Linked DNA regions of Homo sapiens: region 1 is linked to region 2. Evidence: chromatin loops called from intact Hi-C (ENCODE). Cell type or tissue: psoas muscle. All regions are shown on one strand. Links, peaks and the distances in the headings refer to the core of each region. The heading gives the core; the rest is flanking DNA. Region 1 overlaps AKAP10 (A-kinase anchoring protein 10). Region 2 has its middle 9.2 kb from the start of ULK2.

The links. Peaks named below come from ENCODE experiments on the same cell type or tissue, not always from the same donor. Only the 100,000 strongest peaks of a DNase experiment are listed, where the experiment ranks them.
Region 1: it touches region 2 in a loop (1.8-fold over the local background); 4 of 110 quality-filtered maps call a loop at or near these places.

Annotation. Positions count from the first base shown.
Region 1 is chr17:19,942,972-19,948,358 of GRCh38, forward strand. It overlaps AKAP10 (A-kinase anchoring protein 10), which reads right to left. Exons shown (of 15, transcript NM_007202.4): 5 at 4,436-4,534. Among named protein-coding and RNA genes, the nearest start is that of AKAP10, 32 kb to the right of the region's middle. In psoas muscle, for the core only: no CTCF peak of the experiment used is centred there; no DNase peak of the experiment used is centred there.
Region 2 is chr17:19,874,402-19,879,788 of GRCh38, forward strand. No RefSeq gene overlaps it. Among named protein-coding and RNA genes, the nearest start is that of ULK2, 9.2 kb to the left of the region's middle. In psoas muscle, for the core only: no CTCF peak of the experiment used is centred there; a DNase peak (open chromatin) is centred at 2,360.

The DNA of each region.
Region 1 (5,387 bases), core at 57-5,056, 68 kb after region 2:
TCACTGCTGCCTTCAACTCCAGGGCTCAGTGATCCTCAGCCTTCTGAGTAGCTGAGACTACAGACAAGAGCTATTACGCCTGGCCAATTTTTAAATTTTTTGTAAGGGGGTCTCACTATGTTGACCAGGCTGGTTTTGATCTCATGGCCTGAAACGATCCTCCTGCCTCAGCCTCCCAAAGTGCTGGGATTACAGGCCTGAGACATTGCAACTGGCCTTTAGCCAGTTTCTTAGCATACAGCGCCTAAAATTCATGGAATCTCTGGATTCTTTTGAAGGCTAATGAGATGACTTGTGGCTGTGGCCTCTAAAGAGCTTTAGGATGAGGGCTAATCACCAGAAAGACCAAGGCAGAATTACACGTTTGGGACTTTCAGCCCTACCCACCAACCTCCCGGGATGAGGGGGCTGAAGGTTGAGCTGATCACCAATAGCCAATGATCAATCATGCCTATATAATGAAGTCTCCACAAAAAACCCAAAAGGACAGAATGGGGAGGGGGGCTTCTGAATAGCTAAATCTGTAGAGGTTCTTGGAGGGTGGCATGACCTGGAGAGTGCATGGAAGCTCTGTGCCCCTCTCCCATACCTTGCCCATGCATCTCTTCCATCTGCCTGTTCAATCTGTATCCTTTGTAATATCCTTTATAATAAATGGGTAAATATATGTAAAGCATTTCCCTGAGTTCTGAGAGCTGCTCTAGCAAATTTATTGAACCCAAGGAGGGGACTGTGGGAACTCCAATTTATAGAAGGTCAGTCAGAAGCACAGGCCACAACTTGTACTTGAGACTGGCATCTGAAGTGGAGGCAGTCTTGTGGGACAGAGTCCTCAATCTGTGGGATCTGATGCTATCTCCAGGTAAACAGTGTGAGAACTGAACTGACTTAGAGGACACCCAGTTGGTGTTCACTGAACAATCATCTGCAGAATTGGTAGCTGACAGGGAAAAAACCCCACACAACTAGAGTCATGGAAGGGTTCTGTTTTGTGAGAGTTCAGAAGGAGAAACTGAGTTTTTTTTTTTTCTACAGTACATCTCCTTTCTCAAATATTTAACACCTCTTCTATTCTCTTTGCTGAGGACTTTGCTTCCTGCTTCCTTGAGAATATAGAAGCAATCAGAAAATTATTTCCATCATCTCTCACATCTTTCAACTCACCTGCATCTCTACCCGTGTACTGCATTCTTTCCTGTGACTCTAGATAAATTGTCCTTGCTCCCATCTAAGCAATCTTCTATGTGAGCACTGGAATTCATCCCTTCTGCCTCCAGACTTCTTTCCTGTAACAACTGTCCCCTCTCCTACATCAACTTCTCCTTCACTACTGCCTCATTCCTATCAGCTGTGTGGACTGCATGTTTATATATATACCTGTTTGTATGCTATAACACACTTTATATGCTTATATATATGCCTGTAACCTCAGCACTTTGGGAGGCCAAGGTGAGTAGATCATGAGGTCAGGAGATGGAGACCATCCTGGCCAACACGGTGAAACCCCGTTTCTACTAAAATACAAAAAAAAAAATTAGCCAGGCGTGGTGGCGAGCGCCTGTAGTCCCAGCTACTTGGGAGGCTGAGGCAGGGGAATCGCTTGAACCCAGGAGGCGGAGGTTGCCGTGAGCCAAGATCACGCCACTGCACTCCAGCCTGGCGAGAGTGAGACTCCGTCTCAAAAACAAACAAACAAACAAACAAAAAATGCAGTCATGCTTTATTCCTTTTTTTCCCTCTCATACCACTCACTTCCAAACCATCAGCAAATTCTGTCAGCTGTACCTTCAAAGTTTTTAAAAATTCTACCACTTCAAACATTTGTGGAAGATGAAGGAGGTAGTGCAAGTATAGATTCTGGATCACTCTAAATCCTCACATAAAAACAGTAATTAGTTAGCAACACCAAAAATCCAAGGATTACATTTAAAACAAGACTATGCAAAGTGGGTACACAGTAAGAGCTAAAGTGAAGGCTCCTTTGAACAAAACTCACTTGAAGGACAGCTATATTAAAATAGTCCAACTGCAAGAGGAGACAAATAATTTGGACAGGATTAAGAATGGGGCTCAAGGAGGAAAAATGACTTGCCTAAAGCCACACAGGTAATTAACATCCTAAAATATATAATGATAGACACTGGGATAGAGGTTTTCTCAAATTCTTTGATCACAAAATGTTATCAACTTGATCCTTCAGAAGACTTTTCCTTCATGGGATTACATCATCATTAATTTGATTAAGCTTAAGTAAAAGAAAGAGAGTTGCAGTGTGGTTTCATTTTAAGTGTTTTATTTGACTTGAAACTGCTTCCTTTTTATCCACACGCCAGTCAGGCTATTAACTGGTACAGACTCCCCTCAAAAAAAAATCACTAGCCAACCAATTCTTCAAACAGGCAAACTCTAATCAGTCAGAACATCCCTGTTGTATTACTAGGAAAAGCTGGTCTAGGGATGATGATAGTAGCAAATTCCCACATAAAAATAGAGCAACAACACAGAAAACCTCAAATCTCATGACAACATCTGTCAGCAAAACTCAGTGAAACAGTACCCCTTAAATACAAGCAGATAGGGATAAGCCACCAACAGCCACCAGGCCTATGTTATAGCCGTTATAGGTATCTGTGTGGGAGAAAGAAAAGGAAAATGGAGCCAACATGACATGGACCCCAGAATAGCTAACTGGAAGGTACAGTGGGCCAATTTAAGAAACACAGCTGAGACTAACAGGGGTCTTGCTGTCCCCAGCAGTGAGTGAGTGCAAAGCACCCACACTAAGGATTAAAGAAGCCCAACATCGGGACAGATCTGCTAAAAGTGCAAGAACATGTCTTATTTCATAAATCACAAATACTAACTTTTTTGAAGAATAAAAATACATAATATTAGGACTTATGAGAATGTAATATTTATTGAATGAATAAATAACCTCTTTTATCTGTGAATATACGTTCACCTAAGGTCTTCCTGATAAAACACAGTAAAAGCTTTCAAACTATTTTGCTATAACCTATAAGAAATATATTTGTTGAATCAGCATACACATACATACATGTATATATAATGAAAACATTTTTCTGAAATGTTTGTCCTTACTACTCTGAGATACTTTGATTTTTTTATTCTAGTATATATATATATACACACACTAATATGTATATTATATATTAGTATATATACTAATATATAATATATACTATATATGCATATATACTAATACATATATTTTATATATATATATATTTTATATATATATATATTATATATATATATATATATATATATATATATATATATATTTTTTTTTTTTTTTTTTTTTTTTGGCAGGGGGTGAGGGCATAAGAGAAGGCTGGTCCCAACCTACAGTATGAAAAACACTGCCACAGCACAGCAGTTAAGGTATGTGAGGGTCTAGTTTCAAATCCTGACTCTGCCATATCTGAGCTGTTACCCTGGACAAAGCACTTAACTTCTCTGTGCTTCAGTTTCTTCATCTATAAAATAACTGTATTTATCCCACAAAGTTCTTTAGAAGTTAAAATGAGTCTATCCATAAAAAGTGCTTGGAATATTGTCTGGGACACAGTGAGTGTTTAATAAATGTGTACTATTTATTGATCTTGCTGTCATTGTTATTCAGGTTAAAGCCTAAGAATTTGGGTCCAACATATAAGAAAAACTTTTTTTTTTTTTTTTTTTTTAAGGTTAGCAAATTGTCTTTATTCAGAAGAATAAAGTTACGTGAAACTGGGACTGGACATGAGGCTGCCCTCCTCCTTGCACCTCCAGCTGTGCCAAATGACACAGAAATGACACTGTGTGTGGCACAATCAACTGGCAAAAAAAGGCAAGTCACAGGCCATGTGATGGCTCTGGCTAATGCAGGTAGACATCCAGGGTGCCCAGGGACGTCAGGCCCACTGAGAAGTGGGATGAAGCCCTGAGACGGAGAGGCCACCACTGAGACACCTGTCTGGCCATCCAGTTGCCCACTGGTCGTGAGACTCTTGGGCTGCAGCCCTGATGCCTAGAGACTTTGGTACCGGCTTTTAGCCTCACTGGACTTCCAACCCCAGAAGTTTCTGTCCCGCCCACTTCGTGCACTGGTGCGGGGCTGCCGGCCAGTCCATCCGGTGGTCTGTGCCGGTTAGCGTAGCCGCCCGCCGGCCCGGCTGCTCAGCAGCGGGCAGGCCTGAGCACCCGCTACACTGCAGCCCATCTGGCCCAGGCAAAGACCCTCGCACCGAATGCAGCCGAGAAACTTTTAAAGTGAGCTATAATCCGATATAAAAAATACTCAGAAAACAAATTAGGAAGGGAACTGCTAAATTCCATGTTAAGAAAAAATTATCTTAGTCAATAACGAAAATTGTCAGTTCTGTGCATTTTTTGTCATTTTTTTTTTGCCATAGTTTCAAGCACTGCTTACCTATGATGTCATTTCTCATTGCTTCTGTAATTGGTATTGGTTTAGCAGCATCTGGAGATATATATTTGGTAAAAGTATTCACTGCATCTTGTTCTATACCTGCAAGGGAAGAAGAGAACTTCAAAAACCAAAAAGCAACTTGGACTCCAGTAATGAATTATATTCATGAATAGCAGGGCTTAGATCACTGTGAGTTCCTATTGCAAAATAAACTTCCATCACAAAGGTGCTTTTTCATTGTTTGGTTTGTGGAAGAGGAGAGTTACATGGGGGTGTTCAAAGCTATGGAAAATGCATATGATGAAAAAACTATGCATGAATTTCAAAGTACTTTTACACCAAAATAAACTCATATTAACCTGTTATAACGTATCTGAACAGGATCTACTCTGAGGCACTAAGAAGGAGAAAACATCAGTTTGAAGACAGCCCCTATTGGAGCAACATGAATTCTGCTAAAATGGAAGAATAAACATCAAATTTATGGTGAAGCTTGTGTGGATGAAAGATAAAATTATTGATGCTTTACCAAAAGTTTATGGGGACAATGCCTCAAAGGACAGAGTGAGACTCCGTCTCAAAAAAAAAAAAAAAGTCAAGTATTAATAATTATGACAGAAACCACCAAAGGCGGGTGTTAAAGTGTTATTTTCCTAATGTGCTTGCTAAAGGGAAAACAGCAAATTAATATAGAGAATATCATCCGTTGATTTGATATGAAATCCTAATAAGTATGTCAAGATGAAATAAGCACACTCTTCTGTCTCTCCCATGGAATGCAACTCAAAACAATGGACAAATGCATCCAAGGACTTGGAAGCAGGTGGACTGAGAAAAGTAATCAGAACTTGCAGTACCTCCGTACTCCTGACAAGTTTGTCCAGCACCTCCTGGCCTGGACTCAAAAGCTGAAACTGCACACCAGATGCACAAAGAAGAAGTTCCAAGACAG
Region 2 (5,387 bases), core at 149-5,148:
CATCAGAGTTGTCCCGCATTGAGCCAAAATGTCACGCCTCACTCAGCAACCTGGTGGGGCCACCCAGGCCCCTGACAGGGCGGTGAGGCTGCTCTGCTGCTGAGGCCAGGAGGAGTTGACTGCTGGACGTTTACTGTGCTACCACAGCCTCGCAGCATGTTCGTCCTCCAGGGAAGGTCTGGGCAGCATGTCCCCAAGGCTACTGCAACAACTTTCGGGAACACTTGGAAGTCAAGCCGTAATTTTCTACCATTATCAATGCCACATCTATTATTTCATATTAAAATATTTTAATAATGTACTTAAATGCAAATTTTAAGACTTTAAAGATTATTTAGTGTGTCCTGTGAATTATGTGGAACTGGCAGAAAAAATATCTGAAAGCATCTATTAAATTTTTTTTTTCCTGTGACTCGGCCCGGCGTGTAATCACAGCACTTGGGAGGCTGAGGTGGGTGGATCACCTGAGACCAGGAGTTCAAGACCAGCCTGACCAACATAGTGAAGCCCTATCTCTACTAAAAATACAAAAATTAGCTGGGTGTGGTAGCGAATGCCTGTAATCCCATCTACTTGGGAGGCTGAGGTGGGAGAATCACTTGAACCCGGTAGGCGGAGGTTACAGTCAGCCGAAATCACCCCACTGCACTTCAGCCTGGGAGAAAGAGCAAGACTCAGTCTCAAAAAAAAAAAAGGAATCCATCCTGATTTAGAAAGTTTAATAAAAACATAAAAACTGTAACATGGGAGTGGCTAAATAATAAATAAATGAAACTTTTTAAGGGTCTGGTTTTAATAAATGATTTATAATAGAAAATTCAATTTTTTCTCTCTTTTTTTTTTCCAGGAGGCTGAGGCATGAGAATCGTTTGAACCCAGGAGACAGAGGGCCACCAGGCCCAGCTGATTTTTTTTTTGTCTTTCTAGTAGAGACGGCAGTTTCGCCATGTTGGCCAGGCTGGTCTCAAACTTCTGACCTCAGGTGATCCACCCACCTTGGCCTCCCACAGTACTGGGATTACAGGCATGAGGCACTGTGCCCGGCCAAAAATTTCTCTCTCTTTTTTTTAAATCAGGTTATCACTCTGTTACCCAGGCCGGAGGGCAGTGAGTGGTACAATCACAGCTCACTGCAGTCTTGACCTCCTGAGCTCAAGCAATCCTCCCACCTTGGGTAGCTGGAAGCACAGACATGAGCCGCTGTGCTGGGCTACTTTAAAAAATTTTTTTAGAGATGGGGTCTCACTTGTTGCCCAGGCTGGTCTCAAACTTCTGGGCTCAAGGGATACTCCTGCCTCAAATTGCTGAGCTTACAGGTGTGAGCCACCACACCTGGCCAATTTCTGTTTTTAATTTCTGATACATTATGCATATGTCAATAGGTCTAGCCTACATAAACCAAAGCTCTTTGGGATTCTCAAAACATTTTCAGGGTGTGAAGGGTTTCTGAGATGAAAGGTTTGAGAACTGCTCCACTAGTCCAAGCTCAAGCTAGTGCCGTAAGAGGCCAGGCTTCATCTACACTGTGCTGTTTGCAGTAAAGTAGGTTCAGTTCCAAATTGTGCCACATCCTGGCTGTAGGACCTTAGGCTTTCCTTCACCTCTCTGGGCCTCTGTGCCATCTGTAGAAATGGAGATGATGATGTTTAGTGACTGCTGGTGGCAGACAGAGATAGAGACAAGTTCACTGACTTGTGAAACATTGGTGGGACAGTCAGGAGGTCCTGATGATGTATTATGAAGATGAGAGTAAAGAGTTGGTGGCCGGCGGCAGTGGCTCACTCCTGTAATCCCAGCACTTTGGGAGGCCAAGGCGGATGCATCACCTGAGGTCAGGAGTTCAAGATCAGCCTGGCCAACATGGTGAAACCCCGTCTCTACTAAAAATACCAAAATTACCTGGGCGTGGTGGCACGCGCCTGTAATCCCAGCTACTTAGGAGACTGAGGCAGGAGAATCGGTTGAACCCGGGAGGCAGAGGTTGCAGGAGCCGAGACCGTGCCATTGCACTCCAGTCTGGGCAACAAAAGGGAAACTCTGTCTCAAAAATAAATAAATAGATAAAAATAAAGCATTGATTTTTCTGATTTATTACAAAGACAGACCTATCTCTTGATATTACTCCCAAGGCTATTCTTTCCGTGCAGCCCCTGCAGCCCTCAGTTCCTCCTTGGAGGAGTCTATAATCAGGAGGACTGATTTCTGGCTGTTGTGTAATTGCTAACACTGGGAAACTAATATTTCCCTTTTTCTCCCTACCGTGGTGAGAATTGCTGAGCTGATATCTTCCCCCAACTCAAGAGGAAGTGAACGCCCTGCCCTGCGCAGGGGGCCCGAAGCCATCTCCTCTGCCTCTCGGGGATGTGGTAGGGATCTTGCCCGAGGTCAACCACACGGCACACACATGCCCACATGCCACGCCTCTCAGGGACGAAGCTCTTGGAGGCTGCCAGCCTTCTTCAAAGGAAGGAAGAAGCAAAACCCACCAGCAACAAGAACTAAAACTGTGTGTGTGATCTCAGTGCAGACATAGCAGAGACATCAGTAGAACCCTGAGACCAGTAGAACCCACAGCCCACAGCGCTGTGCCTTGATAGCGAGGGGGTCACCCTGAGAAGCTGCAGCCCATGTCCTCCCTAAGGCTTCACAACGGGTTGCCTGCTCTAGAGAAACCACCTCAGTTGGGATGCAGAACTTGGCCTGGCAGGTCCATGAACCTGATTTCATGAGCACCCAGAGATCAGGGTGAGAGTCTCTCTCAAGAGGAGTTCACATGAATCACAATCCTAGAGGCTGTGACATATATCCCAGAAGCCGAATGTATTGATTTGTGAGGGAAAGTTTCAGCTGTTAAAAACTAAACCAGAAAAAGCATTTGACAAAATCCAACATTCATTTCTGATTAAAGGTGAACTTCTCCCAACTTTGACATCTGTCCAAACCCATAGTACGTCTATCACCAAGAGAAAACACTAATGTAAAAACCCTCCTGTAAACGGTGGACTTCAGGTGATTAGAGTGTGCCAGTGTAGCCTGATGGATTGTGACCAATGCAGCACTCTGATGGGGGATGTTGACAGTGGGGAAGACTGTGCATGCAGTGGGGGCAGGGAGTGTGTGGGAACTTGCTGTACTTTCTGCTCAATTTTGCTGTGAACCTAAAACTGCTTTAAAAAGTAAAGTCCTAAAAAATGCTCAGCACCACTAATTATCAGCAAAATGCACATTAAAACCACAATGAGATATCATCTCACACCAGTCAGAATGGCTATTATTAAACGGACAAAAAATAACAGATGTTGGTGAGGCTGCAGAGAGAAGGGAACTCTTATATGCCGTTGGTAGGAATGTAAATTAGTACAGCCTCTGTGGAAAACGATGTGAAGATCTCTCACAAACTGAAAATAGAACCATAATGTCATTCAATCCAGCAGTCCCTCTATGGGTATCTACCCAAACGAAAAGAAATTAGTGTATCAAAGGGATACTTGCACTTGTATGTTTATCGCAGCATTATTCACAATAGCAAAGATACAAAATCAACCTAAGTGTCCATCAACAGGTGAATGAATAAAGAAAGTGTGGTGCATATACACAATGGAATATCATTCAGCCATTAGAAGAATGAAATTATTGGCCGGGTGCGGTGGCTCACGCCTGTAATCCCAACACTTTGGGAGGCTGAGGAGGGCGGATCATGAGGTCAGGAGTTCGAGACCAGCCTGACCAACATGGTGAAACCTCATCTTTACTAAAAATACAAGAACAATTCACCAGGCATGGTGGTGCATGCCTGTAATCCCAGCTACTCAGGAGACTGAGGCAGGAGAATCACTTGAACCCAGGAGGCAGAGGTTGCCGTGAGCAAAGATCGAGCCACTGCACTCCAGCTTGGGTGACAGAGGGAGACTCCGTCTCAAAAAAAAAAAAATGAAATTATGTTTTTGGCAGCATCATGGGTAGAAATGGAGGTCAGTCATTATCTTAAGTGAAACAAGACAGGTACAGAAAATAAAATACTGCATGTTCTCACTCATAAGTGGGTACTAAGAAATGTGTGCACATGGACGTAGAGTAGAATGCTAGACAATGGAGACTCAGAAGGGTGAGGAGCTGCGAGGGGGAGGGGTGGATGATAAGAAATTAGTTAAAGGGTGCAATGTACCTGATGGGTGCACTAAAAGCCCTGACTTGACCACTGGGGAATCTATGCATGCAACAAAATTGCACGTGTACCCAATACATTTGTACAAATCGAAATAAAAGTAACTAAAAAGATAAAAATAAAGTCTTTAAAAGGAAAAGAGTAACCCAGATTATGTTGTTCTTTGTTAAAAACCCTACAAAGTCCTCTCATCCAATCAAAGGAAAGTCCTTAACAATAACCTGCAAGACCCTTCACCATCTGGCCTGTTTCCCATGTGTCCACATCTCATGTCACCTTCCCCCAGTTTGCCTGGCCTCCTGCTTCAGGGCTCCTAAACATGCTGTTTCTTCCTCTGGGAATGCTCTCACTCTATCTGCAAGGATCACGCCCTCACTTCCTTCAGGTCTTTACTGAGATGTCACCTGCTCAGTGAGGCTATCCCTGGCCTCCTTTTGTCAAGTTGTATTCCTCCCTCTACAATTCCTATCTCCCTTTCCAGGTTTCATTTTCTCCTTCGTACCCATCACCAGCTAACATCCTACCTAGTTTGTTTGTTTGATGGTCAGCTTCCTCCACTAGAGAATACATTTCTTGAGAACAGGGGTTTTGTCAGTTATTTCTATTATTATTTTAATATATATATTAAAATTGTAAATATGAATATAAAATACATATATTATATATATGTATATGTATTTCAGAGAGAGGGTCTCACTCTGTTGCCCAGGCTCTGAACTCAAGTGATCCTACTGCCTTCTCCTCCCAAAGGGTGCCAGGATTACAGGCTCAAGCCACTGCACCTGGCTACTTTGTCAATTTTGTTCACTCCTAAATACTTGTTGAATGAATGAATAGATGAACTGTCTGGTGGGCTAAAATGCTGGTAACAGTAAGTAGCTCCTCACATACCCTCAGCTCTGCAAAGCCACCTGGGAAGCCATAGATTCAGGGGTACTGAGTAAGCTGGAATCTGAGCCCAGGGTGTCTGCTGACCTCGGGCAATGCCGTTGAAGGCATCACCCTTGGCAAGGCAATACTCTCTCTCCCCATATTGTCTCCTTGACTCTGCCTTTTCATTCTTCCAGGGCTCTCAGCCCCTTTCTGATTAGTACACTCTTTACTCCCCCACCTCCCTCTTTTCCCCCTTGCTTCCTTTCATTTTTTTCTTCCTTTCTTTCGAAAGGGTCCCACTCTGTTGCCCAGGCTAGAGTACAGTGGTGTGATCATAGCTCACTGCAGC